Linked DNA regions of Homo sapiens: regions 2, 3, 4 and 5 are each linked to region 1. A link is a contact called in ENCODE Hi-C or POLR2A ChIA-PET data. All regions are on one chromosome and are shown on one strand. Each heading gives the region's core, a stretch centred on a gene start or an enhancer-like site at or near the end of the contact. The rest is flanking DNA. Distances are from core to core; before and after follow the strand shown.

Evidence for each region. Hi-C counts contacts between places; a loop is a spot of excess contacts on that map. ChIA-PET counts read pairs that join two places held with the same protein, here RNA polymerase II (POLR2A). Pooled maps may share reads with other maps.
Region 2: a map of OCI-LY7 shows a loop between it and region 1 (6-fold over the local background). The contact joins the promoter of GRK6 here to the promoter of UIMC1 in region 1. A Hi-C loop is called at or near these places in 1 of 168 maps with a recorded cell type or tissue (OCI-LY7), 2 of 37 single-sample maps with no recorded cell type and 10 of 50 pooled maps. POLR2A ChIA-PET finds 5 or more read pairs at or near these places in 2 of 52 experiments (both WTC11).
Region 3: a loop to region 1 is called in a pooled map, with 5 times the contacts of the local background. The contact joins the enhancer-like site here to the promoter of UIMC1 in region 1. A Hi-C loop is called at or near these places in 1 of 168 maps with a recorded cell type or tissue (lower leg skin) and 8 of 50 pooled maps. POLR2A ChIA-PET finds 5 or more read pairs at or near these places in 1 of 52 experiments (OCI-LY7).
Region 4: a loop to region 1 is called in a pooled map, with 4 times the contacts of the local background. The contact joins the promoter of PDLIM7 here to the promoter of UIMC1 in region 1. A Hi-C loop is called at or near these places in 7 of 50 pooled maps. POLR2A ChIA-PET finds 5 or more read pairs at or near these places in 4 of 52 experiments (BJ, Panc1, WTC11 and 1 more).
Region 5: a loop to region 1 is called in a pooled map, with 4 times the contacts of the local background. The contact joins the promoter of DBN1 here to the promoter of UIMC1 in region 1. A Hi-C loop is called at or near these places in 1 of 168 maps with a recorded cell type or tissue (lower leg skin) and 1 of 50 pooled maps. POLR2A ChIA-PET finds 5 or more read pairs at or near these places in 2 of 52 experiments (OCI-LY7 and endothelial cell of umbilical vein).

The regions. Positions count from the first base shown.
Region 1 is chr5:177,005,271-177,008,035 of GRCh38, reverse strand. UIMC1 (ubiquitin interaction motif containing 1) reads left to right here and starts at 1,257. Exons shown (of 15, transcript NM_001199298.2): 1 at 1,257-1,386. RefSeq lists silencers at 1,132-1,231, 1,242-1,631, 2,002-2,051.
Region 2 is chr5:177,425,212-177,427,942 of GRCh38, reverse strand. It overlaps GRK6 (G protein-coupled receptor kinase 6), which reads right to left and starts at 1,267. Exons shown (of 16, transcript NM_001004106.3): 1 at 1,046-1,267. The coding sequence starts at 1,097. RefSeq lists a silencer at 694-1,343 and enhancers at 1,054-1,593, 2,014-2,183.
Region 3 is chr5:177,454,539-177,457,238 of GRCh38, reverse strand. It overlaps PRR7 (proline rich 7, synaptic), which reads right to left. Exons shown (of 4, transcript NM_030567.5): 3 at 1,745-2,410; 4 at 953-1,515. The coding sequence starts at 2,171. The coding sequence ends at 1,118. It overlaps DBN1 (drebrin 1), which reads left to right. Exons shown (of 15, transcript NM_001363541.2): 15 at 1-629. Among named protein-coding and RNA genes, the nearest start is that of PRR7-AS1, 7.9 kb to the right of the region's middle. RefSeq lists enhancers at 1-72, 1,637-1,931, 2,179-2,700 and silencers at 625-824, 1,195-1,334, 1,425-1,974, 2,484-2,700, 2,165-2,700. Within about 2 kb of position 1,423, at least 39 of the 41 ENCODE cell types and tissues checked have a DNase peak (open chromatin) inside an H3K27ac peak, as active enhancers do; they include OCI-LY7, where a contact is called at or near this core.
Region 4 is chr5:177,496,339-177,499,038 of GRCh38, reverse strand. It overlaps PDLIM7 (PDZ and LIM domain 7), which reads left to right and starts at 1,435. Exons shown (of 13, transcript NM_005451.5): 1 at 1,435-1,511; 2 at 2,516-2,622. The coding sequence starts at 2,527. RefSeq lists enhancers at 1-561, 780-829, 2,042-2,700 and silencers at 1,040-1,749, 2,160-2,239.
Region 5 is chr5:177,472,115-177,474,988 of GRCh38, reverse strand. DBN1 (drebrin 1) reads left to right here and starts at 1,355. Exons shown (of 15, transcript NM_001363541.2): 1 at 1,355-1,553. The coding sequence starts at 1,468. RefSeq lists silencers at 1,118-1,167, 1,178-1,557, 1,638-1,837, 1,868-2,237, 2,157-2,343 and enhancers at 1,492-1,993, 1,994-2,497.

The sequences.
Region 1 (2,765 bases), core at 8-2,507:
CCTCCCAGGTTCAAGCGATTTTCCTGCCTCAGCCTCCCGAATAGCTGGGATTACTGGCATGTACCACCACGCCAAGCTAATTTTTGTATTTTTAGTGGAGATGGGGTTTCACCATGTTGGTCAGGCTAGTCTCTAACTCCTGACCTCAAGTGATCTGCCTACCTTGGCCCCCCAAAGTGCTGGGATTACAGGCGTGATCCACCACGCCTGGCCAGGTCTTTCTTTTTAATAGAAATCATGACAGATCTATCTGAAGTCCTGTTTGCTTCTCCCCACATTTTCCGCTACTCCTTCTTTCACCCCTTTACCATTACCATGGTATCCATCTAGTTCATCTTATATACTTTTACACACATAGATTTTCTGTAAACAGTATATACTGTTCTAATTTACCTATTTTTAAATTTATATAAATCATTTCACAGTGTACATATTTGTTGGCATGTCGCTATTTCAATAACTTAAGTAGTTGTGACCTAGCAAATGTTGACACATATAGGATTCCTTTGTTTTATTTGTTGTAGTATATCACTGTAGGGACATTTGGTGTTTTATTTATGCGAGACTTATTGGACATTTCTGCTGTTCACATTTTCCGCCAGGAAGCTGGCCTCCTTGAACATGTCTTGTGCACACCTGTAGGAGTGTCTGTATTTTTCTTTTCTTTCTTTCCCTTTTTTTTTTTTTTTTTTTTTGAGACGGAGTCTCGCTCTGTTGCCCAGGCTGGAGTGCAGTGGCAGTGACCTGGGCTCACTGCATCCTCCGCCTCCCGGATTCAAGCGATTCTCCTGCCTCAGGCTCCTGAGTAGCTGTTATTACACGCACGCGCCACCACGCCTGGCTAATTTTTGTATTTTAGTACAGAAGGGGTTTCTCTATGTTGACCAGGCTGGTCTCGAACTCCCGACCTCAGGTAATCCGCCCGCCTCTGCCTCCCAAAGCGCTGGGATTACAGGCGTGAGCCATCGCACCCGGCATTTCCGTATTTTTCTAGACGTGAAATTGCTGGGTCATAAAATGGACATTTTAAATTTCATCACACGGAATTGTCCTCAAAAGTGGCCGTTCTATACATTTTGCCCCACAGCTATCTCTGAGTCTGTTGTTACTCCTTGCTTTCCCCCAAAGCGCAAGCAACTGAGACCGCGCAAGGTGCGAGCCGGCTCACGGGCGGTCAGCGCCTCCCGCGCAGTTGGTACGTCCCGGATGGCTCCCCCGCGGCGGGGGTTGGTTAAGTCTCCGCGCGCTGCGCCTGCGCCCGCCCCGAGAGCGTGTCTCTGGCATCGGACGCGCGCGCCCCTCCCCCTCCCCCCGCGCTCCCAACGTGTGGCGGCTCGCGACCCCCGGCAACCCGGAGAAGGTCTACAGAGCGGCCTGCGCCAGCGAGTGAGTACCCGCCGCCTGCGCACAGCTCCGCCCACCCCTCCCTGCCTCCTTTTCTTCCTCAGCGGGTCCGCGGCCCGCTACTCTCCGGGAGGGGCGCTTCCCGACGCCAAGGTAGGCCTCTCCCGACGCCGGGGCGGCCCTTCCTGATGCCGGGGTGTGTCTCTCGCGACGCGGGGGTGGGCTCCGGACGCCGGGGCTGGCCTTGCCGAAGTCGGGGGTGGGTCCCTCCGGACGCCGAAGTGGGCTCGGGATGCGGGGCTGGGACCCTCCCGATTCCGGGGCGGATTCCGGACGCCGGGACCGGCCATTACTGGTGCCGGGTTGGGCTTCTCCAGATGCCGGGGCTGGGTCCTTCCCAAGGTTGAGGTGGGTTCGGGACGCGGGTTGGGTCTCCCCTGACGCCACGCAGGGCCCCTCGGAACGCCAGGTTGGGCTTTGCACCTTCGGTTGCCGGGCGGGTCCCTTTCACACCTGGGGGGCGGCCTGCATCCTCCCGGGCGTCGGGCGAGCGCCGAGCTCCCTCAGCCGTGGTCCGCGCCGCCTCACGCCTCGGGGCGCCAGGCCCGCGCTCCTTCCCGTGCCGGGTTGCTGTTTTGTTGTGTGATCCTCGTTTTCTCTAATTATTTGCCCCGAAAATAACCCCCAGCGCACTCCTTGGAGATCCCTATCGTCCTAGACGATTTCGCCCCCGCAGGGCCGGCGCGTTTCCAGGTGCTTAGGCAGCGCCGCAGGCTTCTCGAGCGCCACAGCCGGCGGGCTGGTGCCCTGCCGCTCAGTTAACGGGGCGCGAGTCCCGGGCAGTAGTGGAGCTGGATTTGAATCCCAGCAGCTGGACTCCAGTGTTCTTTCATTTAATCACTACATCGCACCGAGATATAGAAATGACACCCGGAAAAAGTGAAAAGTTTATGCTTCTGTCTTTATTGTTTTCCTGTCAAGGGAGGCAGTGCCTTGTAGTCGAATGAAAGTGTGTTTTTGGAATCAGATACATTCAGCTTCAACTCTCAGCCCTTTACCAGCTTATCCGCTGTTTGCGTTAAGTTTCCTCATGTGGAACATCGTGATATGAATACCTACGACGCAGAGTTGTTGTGATACTAGATACTAAAGTGTTTGGATTGTATTGTTACACACTTGTCCTAAACTGAGGCTGAATATAAACTGAAAAAATGGAAAATGAAGTATCAGGGATGTATGCGTGTGTAGGTATGCATTTACCTTTTTACAAAAATTACGGAAATAAGTTCATTGTATTTAGTTATTAGAGCGCTTGGTCGACGGGCCTGGTGGCTCACTCCTATACTCCCAGCACTTTGAGAGGCCGAGGCAGAAAAATCACTTGAGTCCAGGAGTATCAAGACCCGCCTGGGCAACATAGG
Region 2 (2,731 bases), core at 18-2,517, 420 kb before region 1:
CTTGCTGTGTGACTGATGCTAATCCCTGGTTTGAGCCTCAGCTTCCCACATGTAAAATATGGTAGAAAGGTGAAGCAGATGACTTTTTAAGCCTGGAAGCCCAGCAAAGGGTGGAAAAACTGTCACAATCTCCCTCCTTGCCCTGGAGTTCCAAAAAGATGGGTCTTGTTTACTGCTGCTTCCCCAGCACCCTGGAAAAGGTGGGGCAGAGTGGGTGGTCAGTGATCATGTTACTGAGGTGGAGTGTGGCAGGTGGGGGCAGACTGACCACAAGGCAGTGAGGACCCGATCTGGTCCTTCTGTGTCTCCCAGGACCTGCACAGAGCAAGTGCCTGATAACATCTGGGGTGGGAGCCACGAGGAGCTACACACACACTCGGTCCACCAGACTGGTTTCCCCAGCCAGACCTCTGAGCTTACAATACTGACAGAGCAGCATGCTCTGCTCCCACTTCTTTCTGTGTCCGCTAGCCCCACTAGACCATGGGCTCCCTGAGGGCAAATATCCATTCACCTCTGCCCTCAGTGTCCTGAGGCACGGAGCAAGTGGCAGTCCTATAAGTAGCATTTGTGGCCAGGAGTTTCCCCAAGTCAGGTGGGCTGTGCTACGCAGAGGGTCCGTTTATTCATTCTCCAGCTTTACCTATCGCCAACTTTGCGCGGGATTAGGCTAGGGTGCTGGGGTCTGGGCCCCTGGCACGTGGGGCATCTTTACACCTCTCCCCTGGAGGAGGCTTGCCTCTCAGACAGGCTCTCCTGGGGCTCCGGTCCCACCCTTCCCTCTTCGTCTCACCTTCTTTCACTCCTTCACCCCCACCCGCCGCGAGGGCGGCGGCCTGACCCCCGCCCCTTCCTGGGCCCCGAATCCCGGGGGCAGGTGCGGAGGAGGAAGACGACGGGCCGGAAAGGCTCGTGTCTGGGCGGGGTGTAAGGCGCAGGGCCCGCGGGCCTAGGGGATCCGACGGCTGGGTAGCCCTGCGGAGCTCAGACGCAGCGCACTCGCGCTCCACGCACCCGGGCCCGGCCGCCCACCCGGCCGCCTCACCTTCCCGGGCCTTGAGTAGCACCGTGTTCGCTACGATGTTCTCGAGCTCCATGGGCTGTGGCGCCGCCTGGCCCGCCGGGCCGCGCCGCCGGCCGGGATCGCGCGCGAGTGCCGAGGCCGGATGGCGATCGGCGCGGCTCGGCGCGGCTCGGCTCGGCTCGCAGTGACCGCGCCGCGGCCTCCCCGGCCTCCCCGGCCGCCGCAGCCAGCCGCGCACTCTCCGCCCCCTCCCGGGGGCCACCCCGGCGCTGGCCCGCCCTGCCCCGCCCTCTGTTTACCTCATTTGACCAATCACCGGGCAGAAGCTCCCCGCGCCGTCTTCCCATTAGTCTTCCTCTTCATTTTTTCCCCCGCCCCCCCAGCTGGGGACTCGCTCAAAGAAGTACGGGGGCGGGACCAATCACGTCACCTCTTCCTGGTTGGTCTGAGGGCGGGGTTCAGCCCCTAGGTTCGAATTTCTAGGCTTTCGTAGGATACCAAACTGCCAATTAGGGCCGAGCCCTCAGCCGGGACAATGGAGGTGGGTACTCTGGGGCACGCCCAGGAGGCCGAATATGTGATTGGGTGAAGAAGACGTCCGTCATCTCAAGTACTGCATTTTGATTGGGTCGTCGCCTGAAGGTGTGGCCCGGCGGCCTTTGGCTCGCAGACGGCTTTTCTAGGGTTTTGTCGGGGACGCGCTCCGTATCCTGGGCCTCCTGCGGGCTGGCAGCGAGTTTGTTTGGTCCACTTGTGTGGCCGTATTCCCTTGGGTCGGCCCCAATCAGGAGGGCGCACATCGAAAGAGGGAGAGACAGGGAGGAGGCTGCGGCCTCGCAGCCGTTCCCCGACCTCTTGCCCGGTCGCCGCAGGCGCCCCGCCCAGCCCCCGCAGCCGGATGTTGTGATTTCTCTCCACCCACTCGGCCTCGCCTTCCCTCGGCCTCTGCCGCCTTATAAGGCAGCGCTACCACCCCTAGACCTCGGGATGAGTTCACACCCATTATACAGGTGGGGAGCTGAGGCGCCGGACGTCAAGTGGCTGGCTCCAGCCCGAAGACTACGGAGAAAACAAGGCTGAAATCTTACAGCTAATCAACACCTTGTAGCTTAACACCCCGCTTCCTCCACCCCCTACTTCACGCAGCAGGAAACAGGCTTGCCCAAACTCCGCGAGTAAGGCAGAGCCGGATCCATCTAGGCTTCTCTAGTTCCTATGCATTCATTCATCCGAAAATACAGAGCAACACCTCTGTGCCAGGCACCAAGCCAGGTGCTGGAGAACACAGTGATGGCAGCAAGATAGCCAGGCTCCCTGCTTACTTGCTAGAAGTGGAGGGAGCAAGTGAGGGCAGGGTGAGATAAAGGTAATTATTCTGTAAATAAACAAATAGATGGTTTCAGAGAGTGACAACTGCTCTTCGGACGTTAAGAGAGTGTGTGACACTCTCAGGGTGTGACATTTGAGCGGATCCAGTAGAAGCAACAGCAAACGCAGAGGCTCTAAGCCAGACTAAGTGGTGTGTTCAGGGAATAGGAGAAGGCGTCCGCAGCTTCTGGGCCCAGTGGTCTGAGATGAGACAGAAGGAGCAAAGGCACTAGCTAGGTCATGGAGGACTGTGAACACGTCCAGGAGGCTGAAGTGTTTTTGCTAAGTGAAATGTGAAACATTTGAAAGAATGATTTATATTTTAAAAATATCACTCTG
Region 3 (2,700 bases), core at 174-2,673, 450 kb before region 1:
TGATAGGAGACTTGTACAGTTGACTGGCTTTCCTCTCGTTGGTAGTTGAGACGCTGTTGCAAATTCCACCCCTCCTTCCCTGGTCCAGATTGTAGCTCTTAGTCCTCCCTGCTCAGCTGGCCGGGTTGGAGGCCTCACCCTGCTTGGGGCCTGGCGTGGGGGGAGCTCTGGTGGGAAAATGTCCCCCACCTCTTTTCCTAGTTTTATGTTTCTTGGGAAAATATCACTTTGTATTCTCTGTCCAGGGCTTCAGATATTTTGCACGAATTTTAAAACATGGCAATAAATGGCTCGTGGGCTCTGGCTCCCTGGGACCCCCTCCCCGCCCTTCTTTTGACCCCTTCCTGTCTGGCCCAAAGGAAGTAGCAGGCCCAGCTGGGGCCCCTCGGCTACCCCCCGTCTCCTGCCGGGCAGGTCCCAGGTTGGAGGCCCTAGGCGCGGTTCAGGTCAGGGCTATGGATGGGGCCCAGGGGCTTTGGTGGCCCCTCCCCAACTCCTTCCTCTTTGCTTGGGTTCCTTTTTCACGTTTAGTAACTGTTTTTTTTTTTTTTTTTTTTTTTTTTTTGGAAAGCACAAACTTCTGTAACGGGTCGTGCTCATGTCTGTTAATAAAGAAATCCAGATCCCTTCGGGCTGCCGCCTGCCCTGACCCAGGTTCCCAACTCCTCCCACCTCCGAGGCCGCAGCACCTCCTTGCCACCAGGGGGCGTCCTCACCCTAATTCCAAGGCCCGCCAGGCGGGGGCGGGGTGGGGGGGCGGTGCTAGGGGCTAAGGCTCCCAGGGGAAGCCGCTTGGCACCTACAACCACCGGAGAAGGGTTGGTCTTAGACTTAGTGCTGTACCCTTAGGTTCTGTTGTGGCGGAAACGCACGTTGAGGGTCCTTCCCGCCAAGGCCCCGGCTTGTCTGGTCACACAGAACCCTGGGCGAAAGCAGCCGGTGCACCCTCCGCTTGTACCAAACCAGATCACACACCTTTATTATCCTCAAAATGTAACAAACGGGATAAGAAATCCCTCCCTCCCCCCGCCCCTCCCCGCAGTCCAGGGAAGCATTTAAAAAGCCCCGCAGTCAGGCCAGGAGTCCGCCGGTGGGGCCCGGGGCGCCGGGCGCCCCTCTATACGGCTGTAGTCCTCCCGAACAAGGGGATGGAGACCGGCAGACGCCAAGCTCCGTGCTCCAGGGGCTCGCGGCTGCTGAGCTCTGAGTCGGTCCAGCTGGGGAAGACCCGGCGGCCACGGTCGGCCTGCAGGCAGAGGGCTGGGCAGGGCGGCGCGGGCCGAGGGGCGCTGGGCAGGTGCAGCGCCGAGGTGTAGCCCCGGTCCAGGAAGAGCGGCTTGTAGCTGGGAGGCGGCTGCTCCTGCTTCTCCGCGCTGTCGCGGCGACTCAGGAAGGGCGTGACGATCTTGCGGTAGAGGCCGCGCGTGTCCGTGAGCACCTCGCTATAGGGCGGCGGCGGCTCTGCCATCAGCACCGCCTCTTCGTAACACGGTGGTTTGGACATGTCCGATTCCGCTGCGGAGTGGGAGGCGGTCGGAGGAGGTGAGGCCGCCGGTTCCCAGCCTCTCGCAGAGGCCCCGGCCAGGGGCCGCCCGCGCCCCAGCCCTAGCCCGAACCCGAGCCCGCCGCCGCCCGTGTTCTCCCGGAGGCTGCGGATGGAAGCCCTGAGGGTAAGCAGCGAGCCCTCCAACGCCCGCCCACTTCCGGCGGCCCGGATCGCCCCCTGGCGGAGGTCGGTACTCACCTTGGCGCGGGTAGCTCCAGGGCCGTGGCGGCACCGACAGGTGCGTAGGCGGCGGGTGCGGGAGCGCGTGGTGGTGCGGGTGTGGGTGCGCGTGCGCGTGCGGCTGCGCGGGCCCGTGGTGCAGCAGCGGGTGCACGTGCACGTGCGGATGCGAGTGCGCGTGAGCCGGCGCCTCCAGGCGGCTACGGTGTGGTGGTGGCTGCGGCGGCGCCAGGCCCGGGGGGCTCCCGGCCAGACTGCCCTCGAGTTCGAGGGGCTCCAGCTCTAGGGCGCGCAGGTTCTGCTCGCGCAGTCGCTCCTCCTGGCGCCGTTTGAGGCGGCGGCGCAGGAAGCTGCAGAAGCAGCAGAGCAGGACGATGAGACCCCAGATGAGCCAGAAGCCGGCGAAGCACGTGAGGAACGTGTAGGTGCCCTGGGACATCACCATGGCGGCGGCACGGGCGGCGGGTCCTCAGACGCTTCACTGGACACTGGGCTCCGCTGCGTGGCCCCGGGCCCGCGCCACACTCTCAGGTGCCGCCAGCGTCACTCGGGGACCCGCGGCCGGGGGCTGCCCGTGGCAGGTCTCAAGTCGTGCGCGCGCCGGCGGGGGACAGCAGCGGCGCCCGCTCCTTCCCATGGCGCCGGCGGGCGCGCGGGCGTGCCTCACCCGGGGCCGCGCGGGACCTGTAGGGCAGACACGGGGCGCAGTGAAGGCGCGCCGCGGCCCCCAACGACTTCCCGGCCCCCGCCCGCGCCCTGCGCAGTCCGGGGAAAGCCTCCTCCGTGGGAACCTCGCGCTCCCCGGGGGCCCGGTGACGTCACCGAGGAGGGTGACGTCACGCCTCGAGGTTTCCCCGGTAGGGTTTCCCCGATCTGAGCCCCGGCCGCCGCCGCGGAGCCCGGGCGCCGAGGGGAGCCGAGGCGGGCCAGCAGGGGGCGCGCGAAGGACGGACTCCAGCTCTGAGTCCGAACGA
Region 4 (2,700 bases), core at 186-2,685, 490 kb before region 1:
CCACAAACGGGGAGTTGGGGACCCCTGATCTAGTAAACATCTAGGCAGGGTTTTGGATAATGGAGTTAGAGTTCCTGGGGAGAGGTCAGGCTGGCCATGAAACATGGGATGCCTTTGCATATAGGTGGTGTTGAAAGCCACAGGACAGTACGGGGTCTCAGGGGGTGAGCATAAAGAGAGGCGACATCAGATGGCCAAGGCCAGAGGCAGAGGAGGATGGGAAGGAGGGGCCAGTGGGGCAGGGGGAAGCTGTGAAGCCAGGGAAAAAGGGTGTTTCGCGGAAAAGGATCAACCTGGACCAGTGCTGCCCCTAGGCAGGGCAGGATGAAACTTAACCACCACGGATTCCATGGCCCCATGGCCTCCAGGCCACAGGGGACCTTGAGAAGAGAGATCTCAGGGGACGGGTGCGGACAAGAGCCCGCCTGGCATGGCTTCAAGAGATAACTGAAGGAAAGCAAGTGGAGACGCGATAAACAGACAACTCCCTGGAGGAATTTTACTCTCGAGAGGAGAATTAAAGGGTAGTAGCTGGAGAGGGATGTGGGGTCAAGAGAAGGTCTTTAACGACGAGAACTCTCACGGCGGTTTGTGCAGAACAGGGTGGGTGTGATGACTGTGGATGGAGAGGGGAGAACTGCAGCGACTCTGTCCTAGGAGGAGGTGATGGGCCGGGACCACCAAGCGAGTGGAGGGTGGACGCCCCTTCCCTCACCCCGACACCCGCATGTGCTCAGTGTCCGTGCCGCCGGCCCTAGTGCCTGGGCTGAACGCGGGGCCGGGACTCTGAGGACGCCTCCCAGGCGGCGCAGTCCGCTCTGGCCAAGGTGGAGCGGGACGCGGCGCTTCCGACGGTGCGCGGGTCGGCTCGGGGTTGCAGGGACATCCGGCGTCCGCTCCTGCCCTGTTTTCCTGCCTTCGGCAGAGCGTTGCGCAACTCTAGCTTTAAACGCCCCTGTCCCCCTCAACTTGTCTCCCCCAGCCCCTCTGATTTACAGATTCTGCAGTCCCCGAGGGTTGCGCCTACGATACCGACACTCGCGGCAGCCCTGCGAGGCGAGTATGATCGTCCCATTTTTCGGAGTAGCAAACTAAGGTTCAGAGACTACTATGTCCCAGGTCGGTCTGGTTTGAAGGTCCGCTTTCCTCTCCCTCCGCCAGCGGGCGGTGCGAGGGACTGGGCGAGGCAGCGCTTCCCTAAGGAGGCGACCCGCAGCCCCGGCCCCCTCCCGACTCCGCCCCGTTGCAGGGCCCGGGTCGGCGAGGCCTCTCAGCTCTAAGCCCGACGGGACTTGGTGATTGGGCAGGACGGAAGAGCTGGGTGGGGCTTTCCACCAGCGGAGAAAGTCTAGTGGGCGTGGTCGCGACGAGGGCGTGGCCTGGTGCCCCGCCCCCGTCCGCGCGCTCAAAGTGGAGGGTGGCTGTGGGGGCGGGGTCAGAACACTGGCGGCCGATCCCAACGAGGCTCCCTGGAGCCCGACGCAGAGCAGCGCCCTGGCCGGGCCAAGCAGGTATCGACGACCGCGCGGGGCGTCTTGGGCTGCACCAGGCGGGCGCCCGGGGCCTGCTGAGGACCACAAAGGGCACTGGGGGTCGTGGTCCAGGCTGTGCTTCCTCCCGCTGGCCCTGGCCCCTGCCTCCGCCCCCGCCCCCGCCTTCCTGCCGCTAAGCCGGCTGCGGCGGGGCCGATTGGCGCCTGCGCCGCTTCCTGCGGCCGGGGCCAGTCTAATGCATGGGGCCCGGGCGGGGGACTAAGGGGAAACTGAGTCACGTCGGTGTGGGAGCAGTTCTGTGTGGGAGGCACCACCCCCCACTGGGCTCGGGGAAGGATCCCCCTCCAAGCTATGCTTGAGGGTCCCAGCCCCCATCTGTCTCCACAGGGGCCGCACCCCACTCCCGCCTTCCCCTTCTTCAGCACCCAGGGGTCCCGCCCTGGCTCCCAGCAGCCTCGACTGGTCCCGGAATGGCTAGGAGGATCCGCTGCAGCCGCCTCCCTCCCCTCCCCTCCCCTCCCCTCCCCTCCCCCCCCCCTCGCGTCCCAAGCCCCCGTGTGCTCCCTCCGCTGGCTCTCCGCACAGTGTCAGCTTACACGCCTTATATAGTCCGAGCAGGCTCCAGCCGCGGCCTGCCTGCCGGGACCTGGGGGCGGGGGAGAGGAGAGCCGGCCCCTGACTCACCCGGCCGCCCGAGGCTCCAGGCTGGCTTGGGGGGAGGCCGCGCCAGTTTAGTCCCTCGGCCCACCCCTGGTTGCAAAGAACCTCAAGCCTGGATTCAGGCACCCCTCACCGTTCCAGTCCCAAGGGGAGGGGGGCTGCTCCTGTCTTTCCAAAGTGAGGTCCGCCAGCCAGCAGCCCAGGCCAGCCTGACAAAATACCTGCCTCCTATGGCTTGGGCGTGCTCAGGGGCTGCCCGTGCCTGCCTGGCCCCTGTCCAAGGCTGGTATCCTGAGCTGGCCCGGCCTGCCTGCCTGCCCGCCCACCATGCTGGCCACTCACCTTCTCTTCTCTCCTCTCAGGAGCCGGCATCATGGATTCCTTCAAAGTAGTGCTGGAGGGGCCAGCACCTTGGGGCTTCCGGCTGCAAGGGGGCAAGGACTTCAATGTGCCCCTCTCCATTTCCCGGGTGAGCCTAGGTTTGGGGAGGGGGCTCCCCCAGCGGTCTTTCGGTGCTTAGGTCTCCAGAGGGTGATGGGGGGAGTCC
Region 5 (2,874 bases), core at 106-2,605, 470 kb before region 1:
TGTCCCTGCCTGGGTGCCTCACTCTAGTGGTGGCCATGGAGAAATTGCCATGGCCTGTGGTCCCTAGACATAGTGGGCACTGACTTCCCAAGGCAGGGGCCTGTGAGTATTTTGAGTTTTAAGAGGGTTCTCCCAACTCCAAAGCGCCAGGAACACTGCCACATAGGCAGCCCTGCTCTCCTTCTCTTGGCATAGCCAATTACCCAACGCAGAACTCGGAGGCCTGGCTAGAACCACCTCCTCCTCCGCGGTGCGGTTGGGACCAGGTGAAGTTTGCTCAGGGAGGTCGAGGTTGGAGGCTTTGTAGTGGTGGAAAAGGCTTCTAAGCGCTGTGGACGGTTTCAGGGTCCCAACCTAGCAAGGAACGGAGTTCTGGAAGGCCCTGGCATGGTGTCCACTCCCTTGCAGGGGGTACTTTTCTGAGGCCCCCTCCCGTTCTGTGCTTAGAGCTTTAGGAGATAAAGGTGCCAAGAGGCTGGCCCTGAGCGTCCTTGGAGGAGCCCTGCCGTGGGAGTCTGGGGTTAGATGCTGCTTCCGGAACTCTACTTGGGACTCCTCTGGGAGGCGTGAGGCTTGAGAGAGAATGCAAAGGATCTCCTAGCTGGCCCCATCTGAGAGGGCACAGGCGTGGAGGGGAGGAGAGGCCTGGAATGGAGGGATAATGAGCTGGGTAGGGGCTGAGAATGGCCTGGAATAAGTGGTCATGGAGCCGAGATGGGGGGCTGTGGTTGGGAATTGGGAACTGGGATCAGGATGAGACTGGGATGGGTTGGACTGAAGATGTGCCGTGACACATGTTGGGGGGGACACGTGCTAAGCATGGGGCTGAAGCTGGGATGGGAAAGCAACTGGGGTGGATTTGAGGGTGGGATGCAGATGACAGTGGATATGATGGGATAGACTAGGCAAGGACCTCTCAGGGAAAGGAGACGGGCCAGGGGTGGGGTGTTGTGTGAGCTGGGTTGGGATGAAAATGGGTTTAACATGAGGTGGGACGCACCAGGAATGGAGATCAATGAAGCAATGGGTGGGGCGGAACCGGATTGGGACGGGGGGTGGGCGGGGGGAGGTGGGGACGGGACTGGGTTCGGGGCTGGAAGGAGGGCTAGCGCCGAGGTTACGGACGGGGCAGGTGAGGGTTCGGGACGTGGGTGGGGCTGGCCCTGGAGCGGCGCGCAGGGGCGGTGGGTGAGGGGCGCCCGGGGCAGGCCGGGAAGGGGGGGCGGGCCTCCCCCTGGGCCGGGCCGGGGCGGCGCTAGGACCGAGCGAGCGGAGGGAGCGAGCCGGGCGGAGCCAGCGCCCCCCGCCCCCCGCCGGCCGGCTCCCCTCCCCCGGCCGCTGGCTCGCTCGGCTCGCGACGCTGCAGAGGCTCCGAGGCGGCGGCGGCGACTCCCTCTTTCCCTCCCTCCTCCTCCGTCCGCCCGTCCGTCCGCGCGTCTGTCCGTTCGGCCCGGTCCGGCCCGAAGCATGGCCGGCGTCAGCTTCAGCGGCCACCGCCTGGAGCTGCTGGCGGCTTACGAGGAGGTGATCCGAGAGGAGAGCGCGGCCGACTGGTGAGCCCCCCGCCCCCGCCCCCGGCCCCTTTGTCCCCGCGCCGCCGCCGCGCCTTTGTTTCTCTCCCGCCCCGCCGCCCCGCCGCCGGGAAGGGAGGGGGACCCCGAAATGGTGCAGCGGGCCGGGAGGGCCGGGAGGGGCTGCCTTTGTGCGCGCCGGGGGAGGGGCCGGCGGGCCAGGCGGGGCACTGCCGGGCCCCGAGCGCCCGGAGGCGGCCCAAGGCGCGCGGTGGGAGCGGCGGCCGGACGCGGCCCGGAGGCGCGGGGTCCCGATGTGGGGCCCGGGGCCGCGTGGCCCTGCGGGAGCCCATCCCCCACCCTACCCCCCGGGCCCGGGGGACAGGTGTGCACGGGGCGGCCAAGGGCACCTTCGCCACCTTCGAGCGGGCGAGGTCCGGGCGGGGACGGGGCGGGGACCGAGCTAGCGGAGCCAGCGCAGCCTGCCCGGCTCAGCCCGGCCCGGCCACAGCACAAAGGAAAGCGAGGGCGGGGGAGGAGCGGAGCGGGCTGGGGGCCGGGCGCCCCGCCCACCGGGGGGCCTCTCGGAGTGGGCCGCCCTCCCCCCGAAACCTGGGCTGGAGTGAGGTGGAAGGATGTTTGCTGCCACATGGCGACCGCGAAGTGACTCCCTTACCGCCGCGGGTCGCGGAGGAGGCAGGGGTGAGCTCTCCTCCCCTACCTGAAGGGGACTGCGGGGACTAGGCAGCTGGGCTGGGGGGCACCGAGCTGCCTAAGGGGCCAGCTGAGATCCCTGGGAGGAAGCCCTCTGGAGAACAAGTGTGGAGGGAGCCCCCAAAGACGGCTGAAGGGGTGAACAGATCCACCGGCCCCCAGCAAGGGGCACTCGGTCCCTGATGGGGGAGGAGCTGGGCCGCCCCTCACCCCGCCCCCCAGCTGTTGTCTCCCGCTGAGCTGGGGGAGGGGATGGACCACCTGCTCTGGGGCTGGCGGCCCAGGGTGGTGGAAAAAGGAAACCGAGGGGTTCCTCACAGCCCCATCCTGGAATCCTTTAACCCCCCCGTAATACTCTTCTTCTAGGGAAGGTGCCCATCTGGTTCCTAGGCCTCCTCTCCCTGCTGGCAGATGGGAACAGGTTCTTCTTGAGGAAACTGAGGCAAAGAGGAGGGCAGGTCTGAGGGACCCCGCTTGGGCTGGCCTCACCCGCACACTGGGAGGGCAGCCAGGTGGGGACTCTGACCTGGGGGCTTCTGGAGGAGAGGATGAGATGGCTGGGCATCCATGGCATGGTACTGCAGCACTGGCCAGCAGCCAGGCCTGGAGGGATGGACGCGAGAGACAAGCTCTCGTGTCCTGCAGGTCA